3 separate regions of the Homo sapiens genome follow, and regions 1 and 2 are each linked to region 3. The links are chromatin loops, found by intact Hi-C in ENCODE. Cell type or tissue: Caco-2. All regions are shown on one strand. Links, peaks and the distances in the headings refer to the core of each region. The heading gives the core; the rest is flanking DNA. Region 1 has its middle 54 kb from the start of PTPN5. Region 2 has its middle 35 kb from the start of MRGPRX1. Region 3 has its middle 39 kb from the start of MRGPRX1.

Region 1 (10,346 bases), core at 3,366-8,365, 55 kb after region 3:
TGAAAATAATGTATATTTTGAATATATTGTTCCATATATATCATTAAGTCATATAGCTAATTATGTTGTTCAAGTCTCCTATATCTTTACAGAATTTTTTTGTCTTCTTTTTCTCTTTTATTAGAAGTGTTGAGTTCAAATCACCAACTATGATTCTGGGTTTGTATGTTATTTTTAGTTGTGTCAACTCTTACTTTGCATGTTTTAACTCTGCTGGTGAATACATGTTTAAGTTTGTAATGTATTCTTGATGAATTGACATTTTTGCTATTATGAAATATTTCTTCTTTTCACTAGTAATACTCGTTACCTTAAATTATAATTTATATTATATCATCTTAACCATGCCAGCTTTATTTTATTTAAGATTTTCATAGTTTATCTCTTTTGTTTTTGTTTTTTGTTTTTTTTGAGATGGAGTCTCACTCTGTCACCCAGGCTGGAGTGCAGTGGCGCTATCTTGGCTCACTGCAACTTCCACCTCCCAGGTTTAAGCAATTCTCCCTGCCTCAGCCTCCTGAGTAGCTTGGATTACAGGCAACCACCACCACGCCTGGCTAATTTTGGTATTATTTAGTAGAGACAGGGTTTTGCCATGTTGGCCAGGCTGGTCTAGAACTCCTGACCTCAGGTGATCTGCCTGCCTCAGCCTCCCAAGGTGCTGGGATTATAGGCATGAGCCACCGCGCCCGGCCTAGTTTATCTCTTTCTATCCTTTTTTTATCCAAACTATGTGGGTCCTTATATTTGAAGTGTGTATCTTGTAAATATAACACAATTGGGTCTTCTTCAAGATTTAGTCTGGCAATCTTGTACTTTTAACTGAATCGTTTGGTCCATTTGTCTGCAATTTAATTACAGTTAGTTTTAAGTCTACCATCTTGCTATTTGTTTTCTATATGTCCTATCTATTATATTATCTTTAATCCATTTTATTTTTATGAATTGTTTGTTTAATCTTTTCTCTTGTATTAGCTTTTTAATGATACATTTTTTAAATTTTTGTAGTTACTCTAAAATAGCACTAACAGAAATAAAATGTGAGCCACCTTGTAATTTTATATTTTATAGGCTATATCCAGAATATTATCATTTTGTTATGTGACCAATATAAAAAATTAATGAGATATTTTATATTCTATTTTTTGTATTAAGTCTTTATAATCTAGTATATATTTTACACTTAACAGCACCAGGAAACAACAACTGCAGAAAGCATGAGCTTACAAGGCAAGACACCTAAGGACTTGGGCCCCTTAGGAATAAAGATCTGGATGCCAGGCAGGCACTTGAATGCTGGTAGATCCAGGGAGCCAGAGAACAAGGGCATAGCTGGCATCTGGGCTAGTAATAACAGCTAACAATGATTGAACACCTAATATGTGCCAGGAAATAGGTACATTTTTCTCATTTAATGTTCACAATAACCCAAAGAGGTGGGTGCTAACATTATTTCCTCATTTTAGACAAATAACTGAGGTACACTGCACCCTGGTGCCACCTGTGCAGTGACCGGAAGCTTCCATTTGCCTAACACTAGGTTCCAGTATCAGGAATCTCCCTGATGATATGTCTCAGTCATGTTATTCAATAACTCTATGAGCAATTGAGATAACAATTTGCCCTCCCACTAACTTGCCACTTGTCAACTTCATAACTGGTTCAGAGGTTAAGTGGAGAAAGAAAGGGCTATTTACTAACTCTCTAAAACCCCAGCATCCTAGACTCTGTCCAGGCTCTTCTCATCTTCCTACACTGCCCTCTCTCACTTTACTTGTAAACAGTGCTCAAAAAAGCTGTTCACAGGACAGAGTCTGAGAGAGAAGGAAACCATCTCCCCATCTATCACACATTCCATTTCCATATATTCACCCTTGGACAAGAAGAAAGTATCAGAGAAAAACTTGGAGGGACTTCAGAGAAGGGGATAATTTGGAGGTTAAAAAAAAAGAGAGAGAGAGAGAAGAAAGTTTGTGAGGACTGGCTGAGAATCCTCTTTAAATTATTATGTGGGCATGAAGGATGTGATGGGGCAAAAATGGAGCAGAGAGAGAACAGAAGAAACAGTGAGAGGAACAGAGACAAACACACCCAGAGAGACACAGCTATAGAAAGAAAGAAAATCAGAGAGAGAGACAGGTACAGAAAGGCAAAGACATAGACTCATGGCTGGTGCAGAAGCAGCAAGGCAGAAAGAGGTGGTTCTGCCTGTGTTTCCCTGATTGTTCTTTTGTCCATTTTCCAGACATCTCAGCAAAATGAGTCAGTTTGGACAGTTCTACCACTTCCCGCAGACCTGCCTCAATGTCAGACATGCCCCTAGAATTATTTTCCATTGCATTTTCTATTTCTGGAAGGGCGAATTATCCATGTTGGTCCTACCCCAGTAATATCACCCAAATAGAGAAAGAGGCCAAGAGAGGTGTAGGGTCCCCCAATGCCTTGACCACTCTATGACCCAGCCAGCTACAGGTTTTTCCTAGCATGTTTGCACCCAAACTGGGGCCTTATAAACATTCTCAGGCACTGATAAAGGTATCTAGGTTGTTGCCCAAAACACTGAAAGAAGCTGTCCCTGGCATCTTAGCAAAATTCCTTAAACCCTCATAAAATCTCCACACCCTGACCCCTTCACTGTGGTTATACTGGTTATACCTAGGTACAACACCTCTTTCCTCTAGTGTTTAGTACTTCTTGGAAGTACTAAATGAGATGGAATCCCCCATCTCAGGATTGTTTGGGGCATTCCCTTGTGGCCCTGCTGCCACTTTGGGGGCAATTCCAGCCACGAGTTAAGTGAAATGAAACAAGAGGTAATGACAGAGGGGAAGAACCAGAGGAAAAAGTAAGGCAGGAAGAGCCTAAAATCTCAGACTGAGATCCTGAGGCCCAAACTCTCTGTGTGGCCTTGGAGAAGTCACTTCCACCCTCTGGGACTCAGTTCCTTCATCTGTAAAGATACGAATCTAAAGAGACCCTGGGGTCCTTCCCAGTTCTGTGAGTTTGACGGACTCAGAGAGGAGCTGTCTGAGTGAAAGAGAAATGAAGATCAAGCAAGTTACTAATAGGAGCTCCAGTGAAAATCAAACAGAGAAATGGCCTAGAAATTTGTTTCACAGAAGAGACAATCATGGAACAGAAGTCATTGAACAGGAGAGAATATTCAGAGCTACATCAAATCCAATGAACAAATAGTGGGTATCAGGTACATGCAACACTTACAAGCACTGAAGAGTTTGCAAACAAACTCCATCCTCCAGAGCTCTCAGGCTCCTAAAAAGAATGCCAGGTGCCCTAATAATCATGTGCTTTTAGATTAGAATAAGAATAAGAGGGGTTGTTCTAATCTGGGTGGTCTGGAAGTTCAAGTAAAGGAACAGCTAACTGCTTGAAAAACTGTACCAGGAAACTTGATATTTGCATGACCCTGAACCCTGGATGGAAGTAAAGAACCTCTTCAAATCATACAGACCATCCTGACCCTCCCTCCTCATCATATGGTATGGTCCATCTTAGATTTTTTTAATGAGAACAAATTAAATACATGGACAAGTGCCTTTTATACACTCATACTTTTAATAACATAGATGCCTCAAGTATAATAATGTATGACTCAGATTGGTTACTCCCTTTCAATTTCTGAAAGAGTGTGTTAGTCTGTTCTCACACTGCTATGAAGAACTGCCTGAGACTGTATAATTTATAAAGGATAGAGGTTTAATTGATTCACAGTTCAGCATGGCCGGGGAGGCCTCAGGAAACTTACAATCATGGCAGAAGGTGAAGGAAAAGCAAGGCACCTTCTTCACAAAGCAGCAGGGAGAAGAGTGGCAGAGTGAAGGGGGAAGAGCCCCCTATAAAACTATCAGATCTTGTGAGACTCACTCACTATCATGAGAACAGCATGGGGGAAACTGCCCCCATGATTCAATTACCCCCACCTGGTCTCTCCCTTGACATGTGGGGATTATGGGGATTACAATTCAAGATGAGATTTTGGGTGGGGACACAGCCAAACCATAACAAGGAGTATTTCAGTTATTTTTCTGCACCTCATGTAGTGGTATCAGGCCTTTCTTCCCTGTCTCCTCTTTCATTTAAGTACTGACCACAGGTGGACTTCCTCTCTTTACAGGGTCTCTCCTCAGTCAGTTCCACCACATGCTGCCCAACAGGGTGTGCATTGCACAAATCCAGGGGCAGGACTCACATAGGCCACAATGTAGGTGACATCCCCTGGAGTTGTACAACACTAGGACTTAGCTTGCTTTCCCCACACAGGGATCTTATGGAGACTGCAAGTTCGACGGCCTAGGGCAAATGCCCCTCAAGCACTGGCCAGTTTTGTTGGCACAACCCAAATTCCAAAAGGACCACCATCTTCTCCCCTTTATTCTACCCCCATGCATCTTTGGAGTGCATCTTCAGCAACCTCAACCATCAGGTGTCACGTTCCAAAAACATGAGCAGAAAACTGTCAGGTTTTAACCACCCTGCCTTCTACCTTGAAGGATTTCTGGAAGCTTAAACATATTCATTAAATGTGGCAAGGATAGTAACTACTTAAAGAAGAAAGCGAAGCCCTGGAGACATAGATGTCAAGAAGAACCCAAACTAGATAGTTTGGTGGTTCCATCCAAGTTCAGTGATGGATGGACTCCAAAGATGGATGAGGGTAGAATAAAGGGGAGAAAATGCAAATAATTAGGTTTTGCTTCTGAAAAAAGAGAAAGAAGAGAGAATAAGGGAAGAGACACAAAAGAACCTGGTAGGATGATGTTAGGCTGGAAGCTACATGGAGCAAAATCAGGTTGCCAGAATCAGGATGGTTGGCAGAAAAAAAAAAAAAAGAACATCTAACAGGCGATGCTAGTTTGCCACCTTGGACAAGTTTCTTAACCTCTATGTATTTCTGTGTCTTTATTTGTTAAATGGACTCTATTCCATGCTTACCCCTTCTGATATTTGCAGCATATTAAACCAAATGTGAAATTAAAGTCCATCAAATCTCACACACAAACAAGCACTCAAATGCACTACACAAAACCTTGGTGAATGTGATAAACTTTAACAAAGATTTGAAATTCATGGGATAAGTAGGGTCAATTACTAGCAGCAAAAAAAAAAGAAAGAAAAGAAAAAGAGCTGTAGTAAAAATTGTCCCCTGAAAGAATCATTCTGTGCTAGAGATCCATGCCAACTTGCATCTACCACAACATGATTTTATTCAGCCCTATCCTACACTACCTCTCTGTTATTCAGAGTCCACTGTGACTTTAGTCAACATTACATTGAAAATTCCAGAGGATGCACAGCCCCTTTCTCTCCAGTAACCAGTTAATTGAGAATGTAGCAGGTAGCAGTATAGGCAAAACACACTTGCCCAGGCTCTGACATTGGGGAAATAAAGAAGTTGACAAGATATAGCTCTGCCCTCCACCAGCCTACAGCAGTAGGGAAAGAGAGGATGTCTGTGATCAATATCTACTACCTCAGAGCTAGCTGAGAAGAGGAAGAGAAGTTTAGTGATGGATGGAAAAACTTAAAGAAAAGGTTGGAATTTGAGGAGGACAGCCCCTGTCTTAACATAGCATGTCATCTCACTAATGAGGCCATTTCCTGGTAACTATCTTTTTTGATTATTTGATCATCCTAACAATCCCTCAAGGTGGGTAAGTTTAAGACAAGAAGATTTTTAACTAAAAGAGGTGGAAAGAAGAAAATGCAATCGAGTCTCATGGTAATTGTTGGCACAGATGCAGAAACTATTTAGGAAACATTAGACCATGTGGAGATTTCATCTCTTGTGCCAGCCGCATCTGATTGCAAAGTCTACAAAATGCTGCTTTCAGAAGAATTTTATTTTTAAGCCCAAGATAGGCTCAATGAGACAACATCCTGGGATCTATTAACCATGTCTGCCATGGGTGGAGTTTTGGAGGATGATCCCAGAAAATAGGAGAATTGGAATAGTAATAAATGAAGATGGAAAGGTAACTAGGAGCCAGAACGTTAAATGTCAGAGGGTCTGAAAAGGTGACTAGATTTTGTTTTCTCCAGTTGCCAGAGGTGAAAAAAAAACATTTTTATTAATATGGGTTAAGCCAAACTATATGACATGTTGATCCAGGTGGGTGTGACCCCTGAATCTCTAACAATTGAAAATGAAATCTCAGGACCAATTTCATAACCACATTACTGCTTCTTGTGAACCTATGGATTTATTCTCTCAGCTCCCCCTTCTGGACAATCTGAGGTTCAGCATCACAGCAAATGGTATGTGTGAAGAGTGATAGGACTTAGCCCACAATTGGATAAGGGCTGTAGTCACACCATTGGGAGGCCTCTTTCTGTCCCCTGCAGCTCTCTGTAGGTCTCCATAAGCAGAGAGTAAAACAAATCAGAATCTCATCCTCACTAAATTCCCACCAACACAACCCCACTACCTAGTTATGTTCATTTGTGTCAATCATGCTCCCCAGGGAGAAAAACCTCAAAGTTTTTCCAAATTTAGGAACACAACAGTCCTCACAACAGTGCTGATGTGTGTACATTCATCCTAAACTGAAGAACATCTGTGACTGAGTAGCCACCAGCATCCCAGTCCCCGGCAGGGCAAACTTTCATCATTTTATAAATGCAGGTCCAAACTCCTAATGGAAACCCTTACATCCAAATATCATCTATAAATTATCATATGTGCTTCCATTGAATGTTATTTAACCCCCTAGTGGAATCTGAGGCAGCACTGCATAATCAAACACATTAGTATTTCTGCAAAGAAACTTATGAATGTGCCCAATAAGGGAGATTTTAAAAGATAACTTTCTGCCTCTTAGCATTTCAGATCAGTTAGTTTTGGTTCCAAATTTACAAAACAACTTTTAGTTTTTGGAGTTTCAAGGATTTGGAATTTGCAGATAGAAGAATATGGACATGTATCTATGGGCATATTGAATCGGTTCAATGACTGGGGTGGAGAACCCTTTCTACTGTTTCCCTAGGAGTAAATGGGCGGAAATTGTTGTGGTTAATCTTCAGGGAAGGGCCTCTCACCACTCAGTTTCTTTCAGGAAATTTTTTCCACCATGTAGACTGACATCTTTATTATTGTCATCATTATCAATATCATTAGCATCATCACTAACATTTGTTGAGCATTTCTTACGGACATGCTCTGTGTTTCTTTAATTTTATTTTAAGTTCTGGGATACATGTGCTAAACATGCAGGATTGTTACATATGTAAACATGTGTCATGGTGGTTTGCTGCACCTATCAACTCATTACCTAGGTATTAAGCCCCACATGCATTAGCTATTTATCCTGATGCTCCCTCTCCCCCGTCCCACCTACAGGTCCCAATGTGTGTTATTTCCCTCCCTCTGTCCATGTGTTCTCATTGTTCAGCTCCCGTTTATGAGCGAGAACATGCAGTGTTTGGTTTTCTATTCCTGTGTTAGTTTGCTGAGGATGATAGCTTCCAGCTTCATCCATGTCCCTGCAAAGGACATGATCTCATTCATTTTTATGGCTGCATAGTATTCCATGGTGTATATGTACCATATTTTCTTTAACCAGTCTATCATTGATGGGCATTTGGGTTGATTCCATGTCTTTGCTATTGTGAATAGTGCTTCAATAAACATACATGTGCATGTGTTTTTATAGTAGCATGTATCTTTAAAATAGAATGATTTATATTCCTTTGGGCATATACCCAGTAATGGGATTGCTGGGTCAAATGGTATTTCTGGTTCTAGATCCTTGAGGAATTGACACACTGTCTGCCACAATGGTTGAACTAATTTACATTCCCACCAACAGTGTAAAAGCGTTCCTGTTTCTCAACATCCTCGCCAGCATCTGTTGTTTCTTGACTTTTTAATAATCGCCATTCTGACTGGCATGAGATGGTATCTTATTGTGGTTTTCATTTGCATTTATCTAATGATCAATGATGTTGAGCTGTTTTTCATATGTTCGTTGGCCACATGAGTGTCTTCTTTTGAGAAGTGTCTGTTCATGTCCTTTGCCCACTTTTCACTGGGGTTGTTTGTTTTTTCTTGTAAATTTGTTTAAGTTCCTAGTAAATCCTGGATATTAGACCTTTGTCAGATGGGCAGGTTTTAAAAATTTTCTCTCATTTTATAGGTTGCCTGTTCACTCTGATGATAATTTCTTTTGCTATGCAGAAGCTCTTTAATTTAATTAGATCCCATTTGTCAATTTTTGCTTTTGTTGCAATTGCTTTTGGCAATTTCATTATAAAATCGTTGTCTATGCCTATGTCCTGAATGGTATTGCCTAGGTTTTCTTCTAGGGTTTCTATGGTTTTAGGTATTACATCTAAGTCTTTAATCCATCTTGAGTTAATTTTTGTATAACGTGTAAGGAAGGGGCCCAGTTTCAATTTTCTGCATATGGCTAGCCAGTTTTCCAAGCACCATTTATTAAATAGGGAATCCTTTCCCTGTTCTTGTTTTTGTCACGTTTGTTGAAGATCAGATGGTTGTAGATCTGGTTTTTTTTCTGAGATCTCTATTATGTTCCATTTGTCTATGTGTCTGTTTTGGCACCAGTATCACGCTGTTTTGGTTACTGTAGCATTGTAGTATAGTTTGCAGTCAGGTAGCGTGATGCCTTCAGCTTTGTTCTTTTTGCTTAGGATGGTCTTGGCTATATAGGCTCTTTTTTGATTCCATATGAATTTCAAAGTAGTTTTTTATAATTCTGTGAAGAATGTCAATGGTAGTTTGATGGGAATAGCATTAAATCTGTAAATTACTTTGGGCAGTATGGCCATTTTCACAATATTGATTTTTCCTATCTATAAGGATGGAATGTTTTCCCATTTGTTTGTGTCCTCTCTTATTTCCTTGAGCAGTGGTTTGTAGTTCTCCTTGAAGAGGTCTTTCACATCCCTTGTTAGCTGTATTTCTAGGTATTTTATTCTCTTTGTAGCAACTGTGAATGGGTGTTCATTCATGACTTGGCTCTCTGCTTGTCTATTTTTGGTGTATAGGAATGCTTATGACATTTGCACATTGATTTTGTATCCTGAGACTTTCCTGAAGTTGCTTATTAGCTTAAGGAGCTTTTGGGCTGAGATGATGGGGTTTTCTAGATGTAGGATCATGTCGCCCGCAAAGAGAGACAATTTGACTTCCTCCCTTCCTATTTACATACCCTTCTTTCTCTTGCCTAATTGCCCTGGCCATAACTTCCAATACTATGTTGAATAGGAGTGGTGAGAAAAGGCATTCTTCTCTTGTGCTGGTTTTCGAAGGGAATGCTTCCAGTTTTTGCCCATTCCATATGATATTGGATGTGGGTTTATCATAAATGACTCTTATTATTTTGAGATATTTTCCATCAATACCTAGTTGATTGAGAGTTTTTAACATGAAGAGATGTTGAATTTTATCAAAGGTCTTTTCTGCGTCTATTGAGATCATCATGTGGTTTTTTACATTAGTTCTGTTTATGTGATGGCTTACATTTATTGATTTGTGTATGTTGAAGCAGCCCTGCATCCCAGGGGTGAAGCCAACTGGGTCATGGTGCTTAAGCTTTTTAATGTGTTGCTGGATTCAATTTGCCTGTATTTTATTGAGAATTTTTGCATTGATGTTCATCAGGGATATCGGCCTGAAGTTTTCTTTTTTCGTTGTGTCTCTCCCCAGTTTGAGTGTCAGGATGATGCTGGCCTCATAAAATGAATTAAGGAGAAGTCTCTCCTATTCAGTTGTTTAGGATAGTTTCAGAAGGAATGGTACTAACTCCTCTTTGTACCTCTGGTAGACTTTGGCTTTGAATCCATCTGGTCCTGGGCTTTTTTTGGTTGGTAGGCTATTTATTACTGCCTTAATTTCAGAACTTGTTATTGGTCTATTCAAGGATTCAACTTCTTCCTGGTTTAGTCTTGAGAGGGTGTATATGTCCAGGAATTCATTACTCCTAGATTTTCTAGTTTTTTTTACATAGAGGTGTTTATAGTATTCTGTGATTGTTGTTGGTATTTCTGTGGGGTCAGTGGTGATATCCCCTTTATCATTTTTATTGTGTCTCTTTGATTCTTCTCCTTTTCTTCTTCATTAGTCTAGCTAGTGGCCTATTTTATTAATTTTTTCAAAAAACTAGCTACTGGATTCATTGATTTTTTTAAAGGATTTTTCATGTCTCTATCTCCTACAGTTCCACTTTGATCTTAGTTATTTATTGTCTTCTGCTATTTTTTGGATGTGTTTGCTCTTGCTCCTCAGTTCTTTTAGTTGTGATGTTAGCCCACATGTGGGCTGCCTGTATTCCTCAGCGATAGCAGGGGGAAAGACTAAGTCTGCTGGT
Region 2 (10,346 bases), core at 3,359-8,358, 74 kb before region 3:
CTCTACAAGAAAACTATGAAACTGCTGAAATCATAGATGACACAAACAAATGGAAATCCACCCCATGCTCATGGATGGGTAAAATCAATATTGTGAAAATGACCATACTGCCAAAAACAATCTACAAATTCAATGCAATTCCCACAAAAATATCATCATCATTCTTCACAAAACTAGAAAAAACAATTCTAAAATTAATACAAAAAAAAAAAAAACCTGCATAGCCAAAGCAACACTAAGCAAAAAGAACAAATCTGGAGGCACCACATTACCTGTCTTCAAACTATACCACAAAGCTAAAGTCACCAAAACAGCATGGCAGAGACATAAAATTAGGCACATAGACCAATGGAAAAGAATAGAGAATCCAGAAATGAAGCCAAATACTTACAGCTGACTGATTTTTGACAAAGCAAACAAAAACATAAAGTGGGGAAAGGACACCCTATTTAACAAATAGTGCCGAGATCATTGGCAAGCCACATGTAGAAGAATGAAACTGGATCCTCATCTCTCACCTCATACAAAAATCAACTCAAGATGGATCAAAGACTTAAATATAAGACCTAAAAGCATAAAAATTCTAGAAGATAACACCAGAAAAACCCTTCTAGACATCCGCTTAGGCAAAGACTTCACGACCAAGAACCCAAAGATAAATGCAACAAAAACAAAAATAAATAGATGGGACTTAATTAAACTAAAAAGCTTTTGCACAGCAAAGGAAATCATCAGCAGAACAAAGAGATAACCCACTGAGTGGGAGATAATCTTCACAAACTATGCATCTGACAAAGGACAAATATCCAGAATCTACAAGGAACTCAAACAAATTAGCAAGAAGAAAACAGTCACATCAAAAAGTGGGCTAAGGGCATGAATAGACAATTCTCAAAAGAAGATATACAAATGGCCAACAAACATAAGAAAAAATGCTTAACACCAGTAATCATCAGGGAAACACAAATCAAAACCATAATGCAATGCCACCTTACACCTGCGAGAATGGCCATAATTTAAAAATCTAAAAATAATAGATGTCGGCAGGGATGTGGTGAAAAAGATACACTTTTACACTGCTGGTGGGAATGTAAACTAGCACAACCACTATGGAAAACAGTGTGGAAATTCCTTAAAGAACTAGAAGTAGATCTACAATTTGATCCAGTAATCCCACTCCTGGGTATCTACCCAGAGGAAAAGAAGTCATTTTACGAAAAAGACACTTGCACTTGCATGTTTATAGCAGCACAATTGCAATTACAAAAATATGGAACCAGCTCAAATGCCCATCAATCACCAAGTGGATAAAGAAAATTATATATATATAGTGTGTGTATGTATATGTGTATGTATATATATGTATATGTGTCTGTATATATTTATATATATATATATATACACACACACACACACATATACCATGGAATACTACTCAGTAATAAAAAGGAATGAAATAATAGCATTCTCAGCAACCTAGATGGAATTGGAGACCATTATTCTAAGTGAAGTAACTCAGGAATGGAAAACCAAACATCATATGTTCTCACTTATAAGTGGGAGCTAAGCTGTGAGGACACAAAGGCATAGAATAATACAATGAACTTTGAGGACTTGGGGGGATGAATGAAAGAGAGATGAGAGATAAAAGACTACACATTGGGTACAGTATACACTGCTTGGGTGATGGGTGCACCAAAATCTCAGAAATCACCACTAAAGAACTTATACATGTAACCAAACACCACCTGTTCCCCAAAAACCCATTGAAATACAAATAATAATAAATGATTTGATTTCACAGAACTTAAAAAAAGTTAGCTGTTCAGAGTTGATAAAAGAAGTAAAAATGAACAGTGTAGCAAGTGGTAGCCTCTAGACAATGGGATTCTAGACTTTCACTTTGCATACACTTCTCTAGCATTTGGAAAGAAAGTATACACATGAATATATTACCACTATAATAAAGAAAACACCAAAAAAAATGGTGTCAGGACATTGTCAGCCTTGAATGATCCTATGATCCACTTTTTTCATTATTTATAAAGCCTCATAATGATAGTTCACATTACTTGATGTGATACCTAGGCCCATAATTGATTTTTAAAATCAGGACAGCAATTACTTACAGGAAGGTGAACAACATGGGACGTGATGAGAGAGGCTTATATGTACTGGATATGGGACAGAGGCCAAGAATCATCTCAGTTGGGATTTGTGTCTCGAACTTCTCTGGCCTCTGATTTGTCCACAGTCCTCATGCAGGAAATAACAAGTCTGTCCAGCATCTTCATAAGCCTGAGTTGCTAACCAGTGTTCACTCTAGCTCCCGTAGGCATCCCCTGAATTAAGAAACACAAAAGGGTCCTCTGAAGTTACTGAATCCCAGAAAGGCCCTCCACCTTTACCACAAGGGAGATCTTCACCTCTGGACAAAAGAAAAAGGAAAGACAAGGGTAAGTACCAAGAACTGTCTTCTTTTATAGTCAGTTATGGTTTTAGCTACAAGATCACTTTCCTGTGTTTCCACCTCCGTGCTACATGCAGGGGATCATGATCTTGTTTCATGAAAAGACAGGAGACATGGAGCTTCCTTCTGGAAACCGATTGCTACCAGCCCAGTCTGTGTGAGTTCCAAATAGGGTCCCCGCTTCTGATTTATCTCCCCATATCACTTCCTTTATTCCAATCATTCAATCTGCCCTCATGGAGAGAATGCTACCTCTAACATTCATTTAATGAGCAAGGGGACATGCAGGCCTTGCTTCCTAGAGCTGAACTGCTGTAGAAGCCAGTTTTGCTGTTTTACTTACTTTTCAAAATTTTTCTTCCTTGCCTATCTGGAAAGTTTCAAGGAAGACATGGATGGTCCAAACTGAAATGATTGAGGAGTGTTTCATGAGGGAAGTATTTACAAAGACATGCAGGGTTAAGGAAAGAGAAAATGCATGGGTCAGCACCCTAAGCAGCAATACCTAGGGGAGCACTAAGTCCTCCCCTAGACTGAAAGGGACAGGGAAGGAGCAGTTATTATTGTCACCATAGCCATAGCCATAGCTGTATCCATAGGGGTGGGAGAACAAGAGCGGGCAGGTGGAGAAGCCCTGTATGGCCAACACACAGCCACACAGGCTGATATGCTTTGGATCTGTGTCTCCACCCAAATCTCATGTTGATTGTAATTCCCGATGTTGGAAGGAGGGCCTGGTGGGAGATGATTGTTAGATCACGGGGATGTTTTCATATGAATGTTTTAACACCATCCCCCTTTGGTATTGTTGTTGTGACACTGATGAGTTCTCATGATATCTAGTTGTTTAAAAGTGTGTAGCACCTCCTCCCTCTCTCTCTTGCTCCTGCTTTCACCATGTGAGATGCCTCTCTCCCCCTTGGCCTTTCACCATGAATGGAAGCCTCCTGAGGCCTCCTTAGAAGCAGAAGCTGCTATGCTTCCTGTATAGCCTGCAGAGCCATGAACCAATTAAACCTGTTTTCTTCATAAATTTCCCAGTCTCAGGTATTTCTTTGTAGCAATTCAAGAATGAACTAATACACTGGCAGAGAGCCAGGAGGTGGAAATCCCAAGTGGCTCTCCTGCTGTCTTCCAGTCTCCCCCTGGTGTCTCCCAGTATCTCAATTCCACCAGAAACAAGAATTTAAAAGAATCCCACTGATGTGGTACATAGAAGCCACTCTCTTGGGATGTCAACAGGATAGAGAAGAATGGAAAGCAAATCCTCCTGGCAACTAAGACTATCCCTCACACCTTCTTATATCCTCCTACTTCCTGTGGTTTTTTCTGTCTAAAGGTGATTGATTCTGGTCTCATTTCAACTCTATCAGACTAATGTTTGGCATGTCCTTCTCTACTGTCACTTCTATGCAGACATGTTTGCGTTCATCAAAAATGCGTAGAAAATTAAATGTAATTTTTTAAAGAGAGGACATATTTCTTTTGTTTAGAATATAAGTTTGGTTGCTCTCATAAAGACACGAAGTAGAAATATCTTAACAAGAAAGTACAGTTGTGCCTCTGGGTCACTACATTCTGAATCTGCAGATTCAACAAACCACAGGTGGAAACTATTTTAAAAATAAGAGTATGGCGGAGTTGTGTATATACTGAGCAGGTATAAACTTGTTTTTTCTTGTCATTACTTCTGAATTGATAGAGTAAAAAAAAGAATTTACATAGCAATTACATTTTGTCAGTTATTCTAAGTAACTTAGAAATTATTTAATGTATCTAGGAGAAAGTGCATAGGTTGTATACAAATATCACATCGTTTTGTATAAAGAAATGAGCATCTGCATATTTTGGTGTGTGCTGAGGTTGCGGAAGCAAGCCCCAATGAATACCCAGAGATGACCATCTTCTAGATCCCAGCTGGAAGCTCCAAGGCATCATAAATCAGAATTCCAAAATTGAAACTCCCCAGTGCCTAGAGAGTTGCCCTCATTTTTGTGATCCTGCATGATTCCCAGCCACATCGGCATTCCAGCATCATGGAAAAGGATGAAAGGAAGGAGAGGCCTTGCTTGTTCTATTGATCCCATGAGCCAGGGATCACTTTTGTGCATCTTACATTGAAGAGCTCCTGCTCATATGATGGCACCATCATCAAGGAACACTGGGATGTGGGTCCTTGTGCTGCTTTTACACTCTCAGAACTGTTATGTGACCAAAGAGGAAAATGATTATTGGGGCAACCTAGCAGTCTCTTCAGCCCCGCACTGTCTCTGATTCTGTGCTCACATCAAGATTTTTCAAGAACTCCTCAGAAATAATAAATGATGGGACAGAGAACAGTTCAGAAGTCTCAAACAGGGCTCCAGGGACCAGGGACTGGTATTGGACCTGCTTTCCATGTTATGATCTCAGGAAAACCCTTTAATTCTATAGGCCTCGGCTTCATCTTATGTCATATGAGGATAATACCATAGATGGTCTTTAAGAAAGACATGCTAAATGTTGATGATACTACAGTGAAAAAGACAGCTTATGGAGCTTCAGGTTTCATGAGGAAGATAAATATATCATACCCTAAATATAGATGGACAAAGTGTTTAGTGCCCTGAATGTGGATAACAGATGTTCTCCTTTTCCTCCCATTGCCTTTTCGGGCCAATCATGGATATGGCAGCTTGTCTTTCTACTAAAGGTCAGGATGGATACATTAATTCTTGATGTTTCTCTGTACTCCCACCAGAGGGTGAATCTTCTTTCCACATGGAAGCCTCCTGCCCATGTGCATTCTTGGGATTCCAGAGCAAAGGTGGCCTCAGGTAGGCAAAAAGGAACTCCTGAATTTGTTCCTAAATGGTTTTCACTCTCCTCTATATTGTTCCCTATTTGATTAGCTTCTCATTCTCTATCTGGAGTTTGTTTAGGTTAGTTTTTTCTTTCAGCCCACAATTTTGACTGCCAACTTGGATTTCACTTGAGAATCACTCTGTTGCTTTACTCCCTCTAACATGTATAATCGACACAGAGTCGTGCTGGTTCGAAAGGGCTAGTCAAAGACTGGATCATGAGTCAGCCCTGCTGGGCTCAACTTCATACTATATAAGTCCCAGGACAAATAATTCATTCTTTTTGTGCTCCAGTGCATTATTGGCCATATGGGAATAATACTCATTCTTACCTCCTAGGCTCTTCAGATAATTAAAAGAGACAATACCTAATAAACTCTCAATCAGCTGCTGTTATTCTCCCAGATTAGACCCAGTCCTCATTCTCCAGCTGAAATCTGCATGAATCTCTCTCTTTATACTCCAAGCCCTATACTAGCCCTATTTCCCTCATTGACTCTGCTAATACAAATATTTTCATCAACAGAGAAATAAACCACAGATCTACTGAAAGAGAGACAGAAATTGGGTTACATTTTGTATACGGAGCAGAACACTTATTAGTCCCCCATAGATATTCCAACACTTCAGTTACTTCCTTCAGTTGCACTCAGGCTCACCCACACTTACTCTTTCCTCTGCTCTACTGCTTAACAGTTCAGCTCAGACCCACACCCTACACAAACGCTGTGTACAAAAATGCTTCTAGGTGTTCAGCAAAGCTACACTGAGACCTCATGTCAAAGGCTCATCAGTGGTCATTTTCTGGTGTTGGGCACACATCAATCATTCTTTTCAACACAGATAGAGCTGTCCACAAATAGATTTCTGATTGTTGAAATTCTCTTCATATAATTACAAATGTGTGTTCTAATGCCTTACATTGTGCTTTCATCTTTATTTTCCATTTCACCAAAATCTACCAGTACCATTAGGCTCCTCATGCATGCATTCATTCATTGAATGAATATTTATGAAGAGCACAGTGTGCTGCTCATGGAAATAGGCACTGGGAGTATAAAATGTAAAATGCAGTCCTGTCTGCAATAACTGACACACTGAGTTATTTCTCACCCACCAGGCCCAGCCATTTCCACACTTATCCTAGCAAAGGTCTCATTTTCCTCTGCTTCATAATGCATGGTCTTCTTTCCTATCCATGGATGACCAGTCCTAGTCATGAGGGTGTCACAACCACCTCTTTGTGTATCTGAATTCCTCCACCTGAGAGAAATTTCAGGCCCAGGATAGAGTAATCATCGGGTCCACAGCCCTGGCCACTTGAATGGGGGTGTTTTGATCCTAATGTTATCCCCATGTCAGTACAGAACTTGTGTGGCAATAAAGAGAGGTCAGGCTTCAGAGTCAGCAGGAACTGGATTTCAAATGGATTTGAGGACCCCCACCTTTTGATAGGTGACTTATTCTCTGTGAGCCTCTGTTTCTCTCCTCTTTAAAATGAGAACAGTAAATCCCACATGGCAGGGTAGTGGGGAGAATCAGAGATCAAACAGCTGGTGATCACATCTGGTTTGTGTTCCCAGGGACACCAGACTACCGTTTCTGAGCGTGGATCCAAGCAACCCAGCCTTGGATGCAGAACTGACACCAATTAACAGAACTGAGGAGACTCCTTGCTACAAGCAGACCCTGAGCCTCATGGGGCTGACGTGCATCATTTCCCTTGTCACGCTGACAGGAAACGCGGTTGTGCTCTGGCTCCTGGGCTTCCGCATGCGCAGGAACGCCGTCTCCATCTACATCCTCAACCTGGCTGCGGCAGACTTCCTCTTCCTCAGCGGCCACGTTATACATTCCGCCTCACTCCTCATCAATATCTGTCATCCCATCTCCAAAATCCTCATTCCTGTGATGACCTTTCTATACTTTACAGGCCTGAGCTTTCTGAGTGCCATGAGCACCGAGCGCTGCCTGTGCGTCCTGTGGCCCATCTGGTACCGCTGCCTCCTCCCCCCACACACCTGTCAGCGGTCGTGTGTGTCTTGCTTTGGGCCCTGTCCCTACTGCGGAGCATCCTGGAGTGAATGTTCTGTGACTTCCTGTTTAGTGATGCTGATTCTATTTGGTGTCAACCATCAGATTTCATCACAGTCGTGTGGCTGATTTTTTTATGTGTGGTTCTCTGTGGGTCCAGCCTGGTCCTGCTGATTAGGATTCTCTGTGGATCCTGGAAGATGCCTCTGACCGGGCTGTACGTGACGATCCTGCTCACAGTGCTAGTCTTCCTACTCCGCAGCCTGCCCTTCGGCATTCGGTGGGCTCTGTCTACTGGGATCCACCTGGATTTGGAAGTCATTTTCTGTCATGTCCATCTAGTTTCCATTTTCCTGTCCCCTCTAAACGGTAGTGCCAACCCCGTCATTTACTTCTTCGTGGGCTCCTTTAGGCAGCGTCAAAATAGGCAGAACCTGAAGCTGGTTCTCCAGAGGGCTCTGCAGGACATGCCTGAGGTGAAGGTGGAGGGCGGCTTCCTGAGGGAACCCTGGAGCTGTCGGGAAGCAGATTCGGGCAGTGAGGAAGAACCTCTGCCCTGTCAGTCAGACGGGACTTTGAGAGCAATACTGCCCTGCCACGCTTGACAATTACATGCGTTTTCTTAGTGTTGTGCCTCAGAAATGTCTCAGCGGTAACTCAAGGTCGTCGAATAGATGTTTATCTATACTGACAGTTCCAGTTTTCATCCACAGAAAGCATTAGTCTGACAGTACAATGTTTAGATTCTCCTTGATATTACCAACACATTTTTCCTGTTATCTTACACTGAAAACTTTTTCTGCAATTTTCATTGTAATAAAAGGAGTTCCTCTCCACAACCCTAAACTCATCTTTATACGTTTCCTACCTGATTGTATCAAAAAGGAAGTTTCCTTATTGATCTCTCAGACTATGTTCCCCTGAAACCATATTCCCTTCTATGACTGGAAGCATTACTGAAGTTGGGAGCTCGATTCTGAATAAGTGAGTTCTGTTATCTCTACATTCCACTGAATTCTCAGATATAAAGCAAAATAATGTCCTTAGAGACAGACTCTTTCTTCATAAAAACACTCTCACAAATTGGTTTTATGAAAAGTCCTCTCCTGTCATTTGTCCACAGCATGGTGACACACTGGCCTTGATTTCTAGTAAAGACAACCATGGCCGCTTCCCCTTGAGAACTGGTAAGTTCTTATTTAGCTCTTCCTGGACTAATAGACCAGTGAGGAGCCTGTAAATATGCCCCACCAGTTCCATTTTGCCCATTGGAAATGGCAGTATTGATTATAAAGTGGAAACTATCTTGAAAAATCATTATTCACTTACAGATTCTTTCAGTTGTAGGAGAATTCTTCTTACTTCCAGGTTTTGCACAAATTTTTCTGGCTGTAACTTTCAGTTAGTTTTATGGTCGTTCACGTGAGAAGCAAAACTGAAAATATCTGACCTTTCCATGCTAATGTCAATTATAGTATCTGGATAATAACTTACAGTTGGTATAGAATTCTAATACATGCTGTGACATAGATGAACCTGAAAACATTGTGCTAAGGAAAATAAGCCAAACCAAAGAACAATATTGTAAGTTCAAATTTTATGAGATATTGAAACTAGGAAATTTGTGAACACAGAAAATAAGTTAGGAGGAGCCTGGTGCTGGATGATGGAGGGAATGTGTAGCCATTAGTTAATGAGCAAAGACTTTCTGTGTGGAATAATGCAAAGTTCTTAAAGGGGACAGTGGTAATGGTTACAACTTATTGGAATATACTTAATGAAACAGAATTTTACAACTAAAATAGTTGAAGTTGTAAAATGTATGTTATGTAAATTTTACAATTAAAAACATTTAATTATAAACACAGGATCAGTACAAAATTCAGAACTATTCTCCACCAGTGATTATCCCTTCCACAGATAACTCAAGCAGACAGAAGAGACCACCAAGAGATGTGACATCACAGTAGGCTCTGTGCTGCTCTTAGACAGTGAGGCTGCCCCTCAGATTGACCCTCACTAAGGGGAGCTGACACATGCAATTTGAGTATGCAGGAGACAGTGTAAAGTAGCTATGAAAACAATAAAGAGGTATATAGTTTTCAATTTGTCCAACCAAATTTATTAGCGGCTCTTATCACACTGTTAACAATGTTGAACTCAGGTCCCCTCAGTCCAGATCCATTGCTTTTCCAGGCCCAGACTCCATTGATGCTGAATCCTATCTGTCCACCCTCAATTTCCAAATGCTGTAGTAGGACATGGCTGTTAGTGAGGGTTTCCTACAGGTCGGAGAAAACAGGAAGCCAGTGCTTGCAGCCAATGCTCCCGGCAAGGAGCTTTGATGTCATGTCGTCAGTTCAGACTGAGGGTTATTGGGAGAGTCCACTCTGGAAGTCTCTGATATCAACTGTACAGTTTTGGCCTAAGATGTTGTCTACATGAGGAATTTTGTAGAGAATATTCACCTGACAATTGAAACAAATAATGTTGGTCCTCACCTGGGAATTGCTTGGTTTGATGTTAGAAACATTCTTTTTCTTTTGGCAGAAGAAAACTTCAACTTCATGAAGCTTAGATTCAGTCCATGAAGCCCATTCTGAACTTACTTGGCCTCACAGATTGCTCTACGATAAAACTTATAACAGCATAGTTGAAATACTTTTCCTCACATCTTTCTCTTCAACTGCATTCTGAAGTCTTTAAGACGCAAAGAACATGTCCTTGAATTTCTAGTGCAACAGACTAGGTGTGGAATTTAGAAGATGCTTGGTAAATATTTTTCTCAAGTAGCTCCCACCTGAAAATCACAGGGTTGTCCAGCATCTTGCAAAGGCTGGCTCAGTCACCAGGTCTCACTGGATCTCCTATAGGCACTTTCCACTTAACAGAGTGTCCTCTGCAGTTGGTCTTTCTGAGAACAGCTGTTCCCTTTTATTGCAGGTCTGCTCACTGCCTCTGGGAAGAAGAATAGAGGGGATGCAGGAGTCTGCTCATGA
Region 3 (10,346 bases), core at 2,380-7,379:
ATAGGAGTGAGCTCTATAATAATATAAAGTCCAGAGAGGGCCAGGCAGGTCAGGCCAACAGGACAAGCCACAAAGTCAATTCCCTTCTCTCCTCACCCTCCTCACAGGGATATGTCCAGCCCTCCAGGGTCAGAAGGCATGGATAAAAATACAAAAAAAAGTGTGGGGGTTAGGGGAGAAGAGAGAAGCAATGGAATGCAGCCCCTTCTCTGGAGCAGCATTTTTACCTGCAAAAGGCCCACATTGGGAGTAGGGGAGATAGTTAATCTTTGAATTAAATTCACCATTGTAATTGTCACATCAAAATTTAAATCTAAACTCTGCATAGCCTTGATATGGATGTCCCAAAATTCCTATTCAAATTCTGTGTTGTCTAGAACCTCTTTGTAACGTAATTTCTATAGTGACTTGACATTTTTAAATCCTGGTAAACATGTGAGAGAATAACACATATCAACCTCAGACTTTCTGAAGTTGAAGAAAGTTGTCATTCCCATTCCAGGTGTGCAGGCACCCTTGCCTTCTTATCAAAGATATGTACAATTATTGGTGAGAGTAGAGATGCATGATTCAGCCTTGTGTCTGTAAAAGTGTATGTACTCATTTTAAGAGTTATTGGAAATAAATATGATAAAAATTTAATATGTGCTTAATTTCGTGTTGGGTTGGTGAATGCAAATTATATTACCTTCTACCTATGTACTCGGTTAACAAACTCCCTTCCAGCATACCCCATGTCCTCATTCTTGGTGACTTCAATATTCTTGGAGTGAGTCCACACAACAAACCAGTCTCTCAGTTGTTTTTAAGTTTTCATTCAGAATTAATTGTAGACTATTAAGAAGTTACTAAAATAGTACAGAGAGTTCCTGTATGCCCATCAACCAACCCACAGTAATACTGACTTTTTAATTGAATGTATTATCAAAACCAGGAAAATGACATTGGTACCATCCAATTATCTACACTACAAATCTTATGAGACTTCACCAAATATCTACAGTACGATCTTACCAAATTTTACCAGTGTTTGCATGCACTCATTTTTGGAGTGAGATATTTCTCTATGTTTCATTCCATAACATTTTGTCACATGTGTAGATCATATAACCAGAACGACATTGAATATAGAAGTGTTTCTTCACCACAGAAGATTTCCCCTGGGTTCCCCCTACTGCCACACCCACACTATTCTTCTTCCCAAACCCCTCTAATCACTGTTCTATTCTTCATCTCTATAATTTTGTCATTTCAAAAGTGTTACATAAATAGAATCATACAGTATCTAATCATTTGACTTTGGCTTTTTTCATTCAGCATAATGTCCTCAAGATCCATGCAAGTTTTTGCAAGTATCAATAACTTATTGCTAATTTTTTATACTACTGAGTAGTGTTCCATTGTATGGATGTACTATGCTTTGTTTCATTATTGGTAAGTGGAAGGATATTGCTGTTTTTTCTAATGTAACATTTAAAAATAAAGCAGCTATAAACATATGTGTACATTTTTTTAATTTTTACTTTAAGTTTTGGGATACATGTGCAGAACGTACAGGTTTCTTACATAGGTATACATGTGCCATGGTGATTTTCTGCACCTATCAACTCATCATCTATGTTTTAAGCCTCACATGCATTAGGTATTTGTCATAATGCTCTCTTTCCCCTTGCCCCCCACCCCCGACAGGCCCTCATGTGTGATGTTCCTCTCCCTGTTGCATGTTTTCTCATTGTTCAACTCCCACTTATGAGTGAGAACATGCAGTGTTTGGTTTTCTATTCCTGTGTTAGTTTGCTGAGAATGATGGCTTCCAGCTTCATCCATGTCCCTCCAAAGGACTGAACTCGTTCTCTTTTATGGCTGCATAGTATTCCATAGTGTATATGTGTCACATTTTCTTTATCCAGTCTATCATTGATGGGCATTTGGGTTGGTTCCAAGTCTTTGCTATTGTAAATACTGCTGCAATAAACATGTGTGTGCATGTGTCTTTATAGTAGAATGATTTATAATCCTTTGGGTATATACCCAGTAATGGGATTGCTGGGTCAAATGATATTTCCGGTTCTAGATCCTTGAGAAATCTCCACACTGTCTTCCACAATGGTTGAACTAATTTACACTCCCACCAACAGTGTAAAAGCGTTCCCATTTCTCCACAGTCTCACCAGCATCTGTTGGTCCCTGACTTTTTAATAATCTTCACTGTGGCTGGTGTGAGATGGTGTCTCATTGTTTTTATATGTATTTCTAATGATCAGTGATGATGAGCTTTTTTTCATATTTTTTTGCTACAAAAAATGTCTTCTTTTGAGAAGTGTCTGTTTATATATATCCTTTGCCCACTTTTTGATGAGGTTGTTTGTTTTTTTCTTATAAATTTGTTTAACTTTGGCCAGGTGTGTTGGCTCATGCTTGTAATCCCAGTACTTTGGGAGGCCGAGGCGGGTGGATCACCTGAGGTCAGAAGTTTGAGACCAGCCTGGCCAACATGGTGAAACCCCATCTCTACTAAAAATAAAAAAATTAGCCAGGCATGGTGATAGGCGCCTGTAATCCCAGCTACTCAGGAGGCTGAGGCAGGAGAATTGCTTGAACCCAGGAGGCGGAGGTTCAAGTGACCTAAGATTGTGCCACTGCACTCCAGTCTGGGCAAGAGAGTGAGACTCCATCTCAAATTAAAAAAAAAAAAAAAATTTGTTTAACTTCCTTGTAGATTCTGGATATTAGACCTTTGTTAGATGAGATCGCAAAAATTTTCTGCTATCCCGTAGGACATCTGTTCAATCTGATGATAGTTTCCTTTGCTGTGCAGAAGCTCTTTAGTTTAATTAGATCTCATTTGTCAATTTTGGCTTTTGTTGCCATTGCTTTTGCTGTTCCAGTCATGAAGTCATTGCCCATGCCTATGTCCTAAATGGTATTGCCTAGGTTTTCTTCCAGGGTTTTTATCGTTTTCAGTTTTACATTTAAGTCTTTAATCATTCTCGAGTTAATTTTTGTATAAGGTGTGAGGAAGGGGTCCAGTTTCTGTTTTCTGCATTTGGCTAGCCAGTTTCCCAGCACCATTCACTAAATAGGGAATTCTTTCCCCATTGCTTGTTTTTGTCAGGTTTCTCAAAGATCAGATGATTGTACCTGTGTGGTGTTATTTCTGAGGACTCTGTTCTGTTTCATTGGTCTATACCTGGTGCTGTTATTTCTGAGGACTCTGTTCTGTTTCATTGGTCTACATATCACTTTTGTTACCACTACCATGCTGTTTTGGTTACTGTAGCCTCGTAGTATAGTTTGAAGTCAGGCAGGGTGATCCCTCAAGCTTTGTCCTCTTTGCTTAGGATTGCCTTGGCTATATGGGCTCTTTTTGGGTTCTACATGAAATTTAAAGTAGTTTTTTTTTTTTAAATTCTGTGAAGAAAGTCAATGGTAGCTTTATGGGAATAGCATTGAGTCTATAAATTACTTTGGGCAGTATGGCCATTTTCACGATATTGATTCTTCCTATCCATGAGCATGAAACTTTTTTCTTTTGTTTGTGTCGTTTTTTATTTCCTTGATGTTGTATTCCTAGGAATTTTATTCTCTTTGTAGAAATTGTGAACAGTAGTTCATCATGATTCGTCTCTCTGCTTAACTATTATTGATGCATAGGAATGCTGGTGATTATTGCACATTGATTTTCTATGCTGAGACTTTGCTGAAGTTGCTTATCAGCTTAAGGAATTTTGAGACTGAGAGGATGGGATTTTCTAAATATACAATATTGTCATCTGCAAATAGAGACAATTTGACTTCCTCTCTTCCTATTTGAATACTCTTAATTGTTTTGTATTGGCTGATTTCCCTGGCCAGAACTTTCAATACTGTGATGAATAGCAGTGGCAGAAGAGGACATCCTTGTCTTGTGCCACTGTTCAAAGGGAGTGCTTCCAGCTTTCACCCATTCAGTATGATATTGGCTATGGGTTTGTCATGAATAGCTCTTATTATTTTGAGATACGTTCCATCAATATCTAGTTTATTGAGAGTTTTGAAGGGGGCCAGCCCCTCCACACCTGTGGGAGTTTCTCTCAGGTGGGACGAGGGACTGAGAAAAGAAATAAGACACAGAGACAAAGTATAGAGAAAGAACAGTGGGCCCAGGGGACAGGCACTCAGCATACAGAGGACCCGTGCCGGCACTGATCTCTGAGTTCCCTCAGTATTTATTGATCACTATCTCTACTACCTCGGTGAGGGGGATGTGGCAAGACAATAGGGTAATAGTGGGGAGAGGGTCAGCAGGAAAACATGTGAGCAAAGGTCACTGTGTCATAAATAAGTTTAAGGAAAGGTCCTGTGCTTTGCTGTGCACGTACACAAACATCTCGGTGCATTAAAGAGCAGTATTGCCACCAGCATGTCTCACCACCAGCCTTAAGGTGGTTTTCTCCTATCTCAGTAAATAGAACATACAATCAGCTTTTACACTGAGACATTCCATTCCCAGGGACGAGCAGGAGACAGATGCCTTCCTCTTATCTCAATTGCAAAGAGGGCTTTCTCTTTCACTAATCCTCCTCAGCACAGACCCTTTATGGGTGTCGGCTGGGGGATGGTCAGGTCTTTCCCTTCCCACGAGGCCATATCTCAGGCTATCACTTGGGGAGAAACCTTGGACAATACCTGGCTTTCCTGGGCAGAGGTCCTTGCGGACTTCCACAGTGTATTGTGTCCCTGGGTACTTGAGATTAGAGAGTGGCGATGACTTTTACCAAGCATACTGCCTTCAAGCACTTTTTTAACAAAGCACATCCTGCACAGCCCTAAATCCATTAAACCTTGAGTCAACACAGGACATGTCTCTGCAAGCACAGGGTTGGGGCTAGGGTTACAGATTAACAGCATCTCAAGGCAGAAGAATTTCTCTTAGTACAGAACAAAATGGAGTTTCTTATGTCTACTTCTTTCTACATAGACACAGTAACAGTCTGATCTCTCTTTTCCCCACAAGTTTTTAGCATGAAGGGATGTTGAATTTTACCGAAGGCCTTTTCTGGATCTATTGAGATAATCGGGTGGTTTTTGTCATCAGTTCTGTTTATGTGATGGGTTACATTTACTGATTTGCGTATGTTGAGCCAGCCTTGCATCCCAGGGATGAAGCCGACTTGATCGTGGTGGATAAGACTTCCATGTGCTGCTGGATTCAGTTTGCCAGTATTTTATTGAGGATTTTTGCATTGATGTTCATCAGGGATATTGGCCTGAAGTTTTCTTTTTTTGTTTTGTCTCTGCTTGGTTTGGTATCAGAATGATGCTGGCCTCATGAAATGAGTTAGGGAGAAGTCCCTCCTTTTCAGTGGTTTGAAATGGTTTCAGAAGGAATGGTACCAGCTCCTCTTTGTACCTCTGGTAGAATTTGGCTGTGAATCCGTCTGGTCCTGGGCTTTTTTTGGTAGGCTATGAATTACTGCCTCAATTTCAGAACTTGTTATTGGTCTACCCAGGGATTTGACTTCTTCCTGGTTTAGTCTTGGGAATGTATATGTGTTCAGGAATTTATCCATTTCTTCTAGATTTTCTAGTTTATTTGCGTAGAGGTGTTTATAGTATTCTCTGGTGGTAGTTTGCATTTCTGTAGGTTCCCTGGTGATATCCCCTTTATCATTTTTCATTTTATCTATTTGATTCTTCTTCCTTTTTTTCTTTATTAGTCTAGCTAGTGGTCTATCTGTTCTGTTAATCTTTCCAAAAAGCCAGCTCCTGAATTCATTGATTTTCTGAAGAGTTTTTCATGTCTCTATCTTTTTCAGTTCTGTTCTGATCTTAGTTATTTCTTATCTTCTCCTAGATTTTGAACTTGAATTAAAAGACAAAGTCTGTGTCTTTTAATTGGTCTTGCTTCTCTAGTTCTTTAATTGTGATGTCAGGGTGTTGATATTAGATCTTTCCTGCTTTCTCCTGTGGGCATTTAGTACTATACATTTCCCTCTAAACATTGCTTAACTGTGTCCCAGAGATTCTGGTAAATTGTCTGTTTGTTCTCATTGGTTTCAAAGAACTTTTTTATTACTGCCTTAATTTCATTATTTATCCAGTAGTCATTCAGGAGCAGGTTGTTTAGTTTCCTTGTGGTTGTGTAGTTTTGAGTGAGTTTCTTAATCCTGAGTTCTAATTTGATTGCACTGTGGTCTGAGAGACTGCTTGTTATGATTTCCATTATTTTGCATTTGCTGAGGAGTGTTTTACTTCCAATTATGTGGCTGATTTTAGAATAAGTGCTATGTGGCACTAAGAAGAAAGTATATGCTGTTGATTTGGGGTGGAGAGTTCTGTCAGTTTCTATTAGGTCCACTTGGTCCAGAGCTGAGTTCAAATCCTGAATATTCTTGTTAATTTTCTTTCTTGTTGATCTAATATTGACAGTGGGGTGTAAAATTCTCCTGCTATTATTGTGTGGGAGTCTAAGTCTCTTTGTAGGTCTCTAAGAACTTGCTTTATGAATCTGGGTGCTCCTGTATTGGGTGCATATATATTTAGGATAGTTAGCCCCTTCTTGTTTCATTGATCCCTTTACCACTATGTAATGCCCTTCTTTGTCTTTTTTGATCTTTGTTGGTTGAAAGTCTGTTTTATCAGAGACTAGAATTGCAACCCCTGCTTTTTTTTTTCTTTCCATTTGATTGGTAAATCTTCCTTTATCCCTTTATTTTGAGCCTATGTGTGTCTTTGCATATGAGATGGGTCTCCTGAATACAGCACACCTATGGGTCTTGACACTTTATTCAATTTGCCAGTCTGTGTCTTTTAATTGGGGCATTTAGCCCATTCACATTTAAAGTTAATATTGTTATGTGTGAATTTGATCCTGTCCTTATGATGCTAGCTGGTTATTTTGCACATTAGTTGATTCAGTTTCTTCATAGTGTCATAGGTCTTTATATTTTGGTGTGTTTTTGCAGTGGGTGGTACCGGTTTTTTGTTTCCATATTTAGTGCTTCCTTCAGGAGCTCTTGTAAAGCAGGCCTAGTGGTGACAAAATCCCTCAGCATTTGCCTGTCAGGGAATTATTTTATTTCTCCTTTGCTTATGGAGCTTAGTTTGGCTGAATATGAAATTATGGTTGGGGTGGCTGGCAAGATGGACAAATAGGAACAGCTCCAGTCTGCAGTTCCCAGCAAGATCAATGCAGAAGGCAAGCGATTTCTGCCTTTCCAACTGAGGTACCTGGATCATCTCACTGGCACTTGTTAGACAGCGGGTGCAGGTCATGGAGGACAAGCCAAAGCAGGGTGGGGTGTCACCACACCCTGGAAGCACAAGGGGTGAGGGAAATCCCTCCCCTAGCCAAGGGAAGCCGTGAGGGACCATGCCATGAGGAACAGTGCTCTCAGCCCAGATACTATGCTTTTCCCACAGTCTTTGCAACCTGCAGACCAGGAGATTCACTTGGGTGCCTACACCACCGGGTCCCTGGGTTTCGAGCACAAAACTGGGCGGCCATTTAGGCAGAAACTGAGCTAGCTTCAGGAGGTTTTTTTTGTACCCTAGTGGCGTCTGGAATGCTAGTGAGGCAGAAGCATTCACTCCCCTGAGAAGGGGGCTGAAGCCAGGGAGCCAGGTGGTCTAGCTCAGTGGATACCACCCCCATGGAGCCCAGCAAGCTAAGATCCACTAGCATCCACCATTACTGGGTCTTGAGTAGGTGGTTTTCCCTTCACAGTGTAAACAAAGCCACCTGGAAGTTCTGACTGGGTAGAGCCCACCACAGCTCAGCACACCCACTGTAGCAAAACTGCCTCTCTAGATTCCTCCTCTCTCAGAAGGGCATCTCTGAAAGAAAGGCAGCAGCCACAGTCAGGGGCTTATAGATAAAATTCCCATCTCCCTGGGACAGAGCACCTGTGGAAAGGGGTGGCTGTGGGCATTGCTTCAGTAGACTTAAACGCTCCTGCCTGCCGGCTCTGAAGAGATCAGCAGATCTCACTGCACAGCACTCGAGCTCTGCTAAGGGACAGACTGCCTCCTCAAGTGGACCCCTGACTCCTGTGCCTCCTGACTGAGAGACACCTCCCAGCAGCGGTAGACAGACACCTCATAAAGAGAGTTCTGGATGGCATCTAGTGGGTACTTTTTTGGGAAGAAGCTTCCAGAGGAAGGAACAGACAGCAATCTTTTCTATTCTGCAGCCTCCACTGGTGATACCCAGGAAAACAGGCTCTGGAGTGGACCTCCAGCAAACTACAGCAGACCTGCAGTAGAGGGGCCTGACTGTTAGAAGAAAAACTAAACTACAGAAATAAATCACATCAACATCAACAAAAAGGATGTCCACACAGAAACCCCATCTGAAGATCACCAACATCAAAGACCAAAGGTAGATCAATCCATGAAGATGAGGAAAAACCAGTGCAAAAACGCTGAAAATTCCAAAATCCAGAACACGTCTTTGCCTCCAAAGGATCACAACTCCTCGCCAGCAAGGGAACAAAACTGGACAATGAGTTTGACGAATTGGCAGAAGTAGGCTTCAGAAGGTGGGTAATAAACTCCTCTGAGCTAAAGGAGCATGTTCTAACCCAATGCAAGGAAGCTAAGAACTTTGAAAGAAAAAAAAAGTTAGAGGAATTGCTAACTAGAATAACCAGTTTAGAGAAGAACATAAATGAACTGATGGAGCTGAAAAACACAGCAGGAGAACTTCGTGAAGCATACACAAGTATCAATAGCTGAATTGATCAAGCAAAAGAAAGGATATCAGAGATTGAAGATCAATTTTATGAAATAAAGCATGAAGACAAGATTAGAGAAAAAAGGATAAAAAGGAATGAACAAAGCCTCCAAGAAATATAGGACTATGTGAAAAGACCAAACCGACATTTGATTGGTGTACCTGAAAGTGACAGGGAGAATGGAACCAAGTTGGAAAACACTCTTCAGGATATTATCCAGGAGAACTTCCCCAACCTAGCAAGACAGGCCAACATTCAAATTCAGGAAATACAGAGAACACCACAAAGATACTCCTCGAGAAGAGCAACTCCAAGACACATAATTGTCAGATTCACCAAGGTTGAAATGAAGGAAAAAATGTTAAGGGCAGCCAGAGACAAAGGTAGGGTTATCCACAAAGGGAAGTCCATCAGACTAACAGTAGATCTCTCTGCAGAAACCCTACAAGCCAGAAGAGAGTGGGGGCCAATATTCAACATTCTTAAGAAAAGAATTTTCAATCCAGAATTTCATATCCAGCCAAACTAAGCTTCATAAGCGAAAAAGAAATAAAATCCTTTACAGACAAGCAAATGCTTGCTGAGAGATTTTGTTACAACCAGGCCTGCCTTACAAGAGCTCCTAAAGGAAGCACTAAATATGGAAAGGAACGACTGGTACCAGCCACCGCAAAAACATAACAAATTGTAAAGACCATTGACACTATGAAGAAACTGCATCAACTATGGGCAAAATAACCAGCCAGCATCATAATAACAGGATCAAATTCACACATAACAATATTAACCTTAAATGTAAATGGGCTAAATACCCCAACTAAAAGACACAGACTGGCAAGTTAGCTAAAGAACCCAGACCCATAGGTGTACTGTGTTCAGGAGACCCATCTCACGTGCAAAGACACACATAGGCTCAAAATAAAGGGATAAAGAAAGATTTACCAAGCAAATGGAAAAAAAAAAAAAAAAAAAAGCAGGGGTTGCAATTCTAGTCTCTGATAAAACAGACTTTCAACCAACAAAGATCAAAAAAGACAAAGAAGGGCAATACCTAATGGTAAAAGGATGAGTGCAACAAAAAGAGATAACTATCCTAAATATATATGCACCCAACACAGGAGCACCCAGATTCATAAAGCAAGTTCTTAGAGACCTACAAAGAGACTTAGATTTCCACACAATAATAGTGGGAGACTTTAACACCCCACTGTCAATATTAGACAGATCAACGAGAAAGAAAATTAACAAGAATATTCAGGACTTGAACTCACCTCTGTCCCAAGTGGACCTAATAGACATCTGCAGAACTCTCCATTACAAATCAACAGAATATACATTCTTCCCAGCACCAAAACACACTTGTTCTAAAATTAACCAAATAATTGGAAGTAAAACAATCCTTAGCAAATGCAAAAGAACAGAAATAATAACAGTCTCTCAGACCACAGTGCAATCAAATTAGAACTCAGGATTAAAAAACTCACTCAAAACCCCACAACTACATGGAAACTGAACAACCTGCTCCTGAATGACTACTGGGTAAATAACAAAATTAAGGCACATATAAATAAGTTCTTTGAAAACAATGAGAACAAAGACACAATGTACCAGAATCTCTGGGTCACAGCT

Evidence for each region. Hi-C counts contacts between places; a loop is a spot of excess contacts. Peaks named below come from ENCODE experiments on the same cell type or tissue, not always from the same donor. Only the 100,000 strongest peaks of a DNase experiment are listed, where the experiment ranks them.
Region 1: it touches region 3 in a loop (4-fold over the local background); 1 of 110 quality-filtered maps calls a loop at or near these places.
Region 2: a loop joins it to region 3, with 3 times the contacts of the local background. A loop is called at or near these places in 1 of 110 quality-filtered maps.

Annotation. Positions count from the first base shown.
Region 1 is chr11:18,840,864-18,851,209 of GRCh38, reverse strand. No RefSeq gene overlaps it. Among named protein-coding and RNA genes, the nearest start is that of PTPN5, 54 kb to the right of the region's middle. In Caco-2, for the core only: a CTCF peak has its summit at 6,214 (motif pointing left); a DNase peak (open chromatin) is centred at 6,279.
Region 2 is chr11:18,969,278-18,979,623 of GRCh38, reverse strand. It overlaps the pseudogene MRGPRX10P. Among named protein-coding and RNA genes, the nearest start is that of MRGPRX1, 35 kb to the right of the region's middle. In Caco-2, for the core only: no CTCF peak of the experiment used is centred there; a DNase peak (open chromatin) is centred at 5,263.
Region 3 is chr11:18,894,765-18,905,110 of GRCh38, reverse strand. No RefSeq gene overlaps it. Among named protein-coding and RNA genes, the nearest start is that of MRGPRX1, 39 kb to the left of the region's middle. RefSeq lists an enhancer at 4,317-4,822. In Caco-2, for the core only: no CTCF peak of the experiment used is centred there; a DNase peak (open chromatin) is centred at 4,640; H3K4me3 peaks cover 272 bases.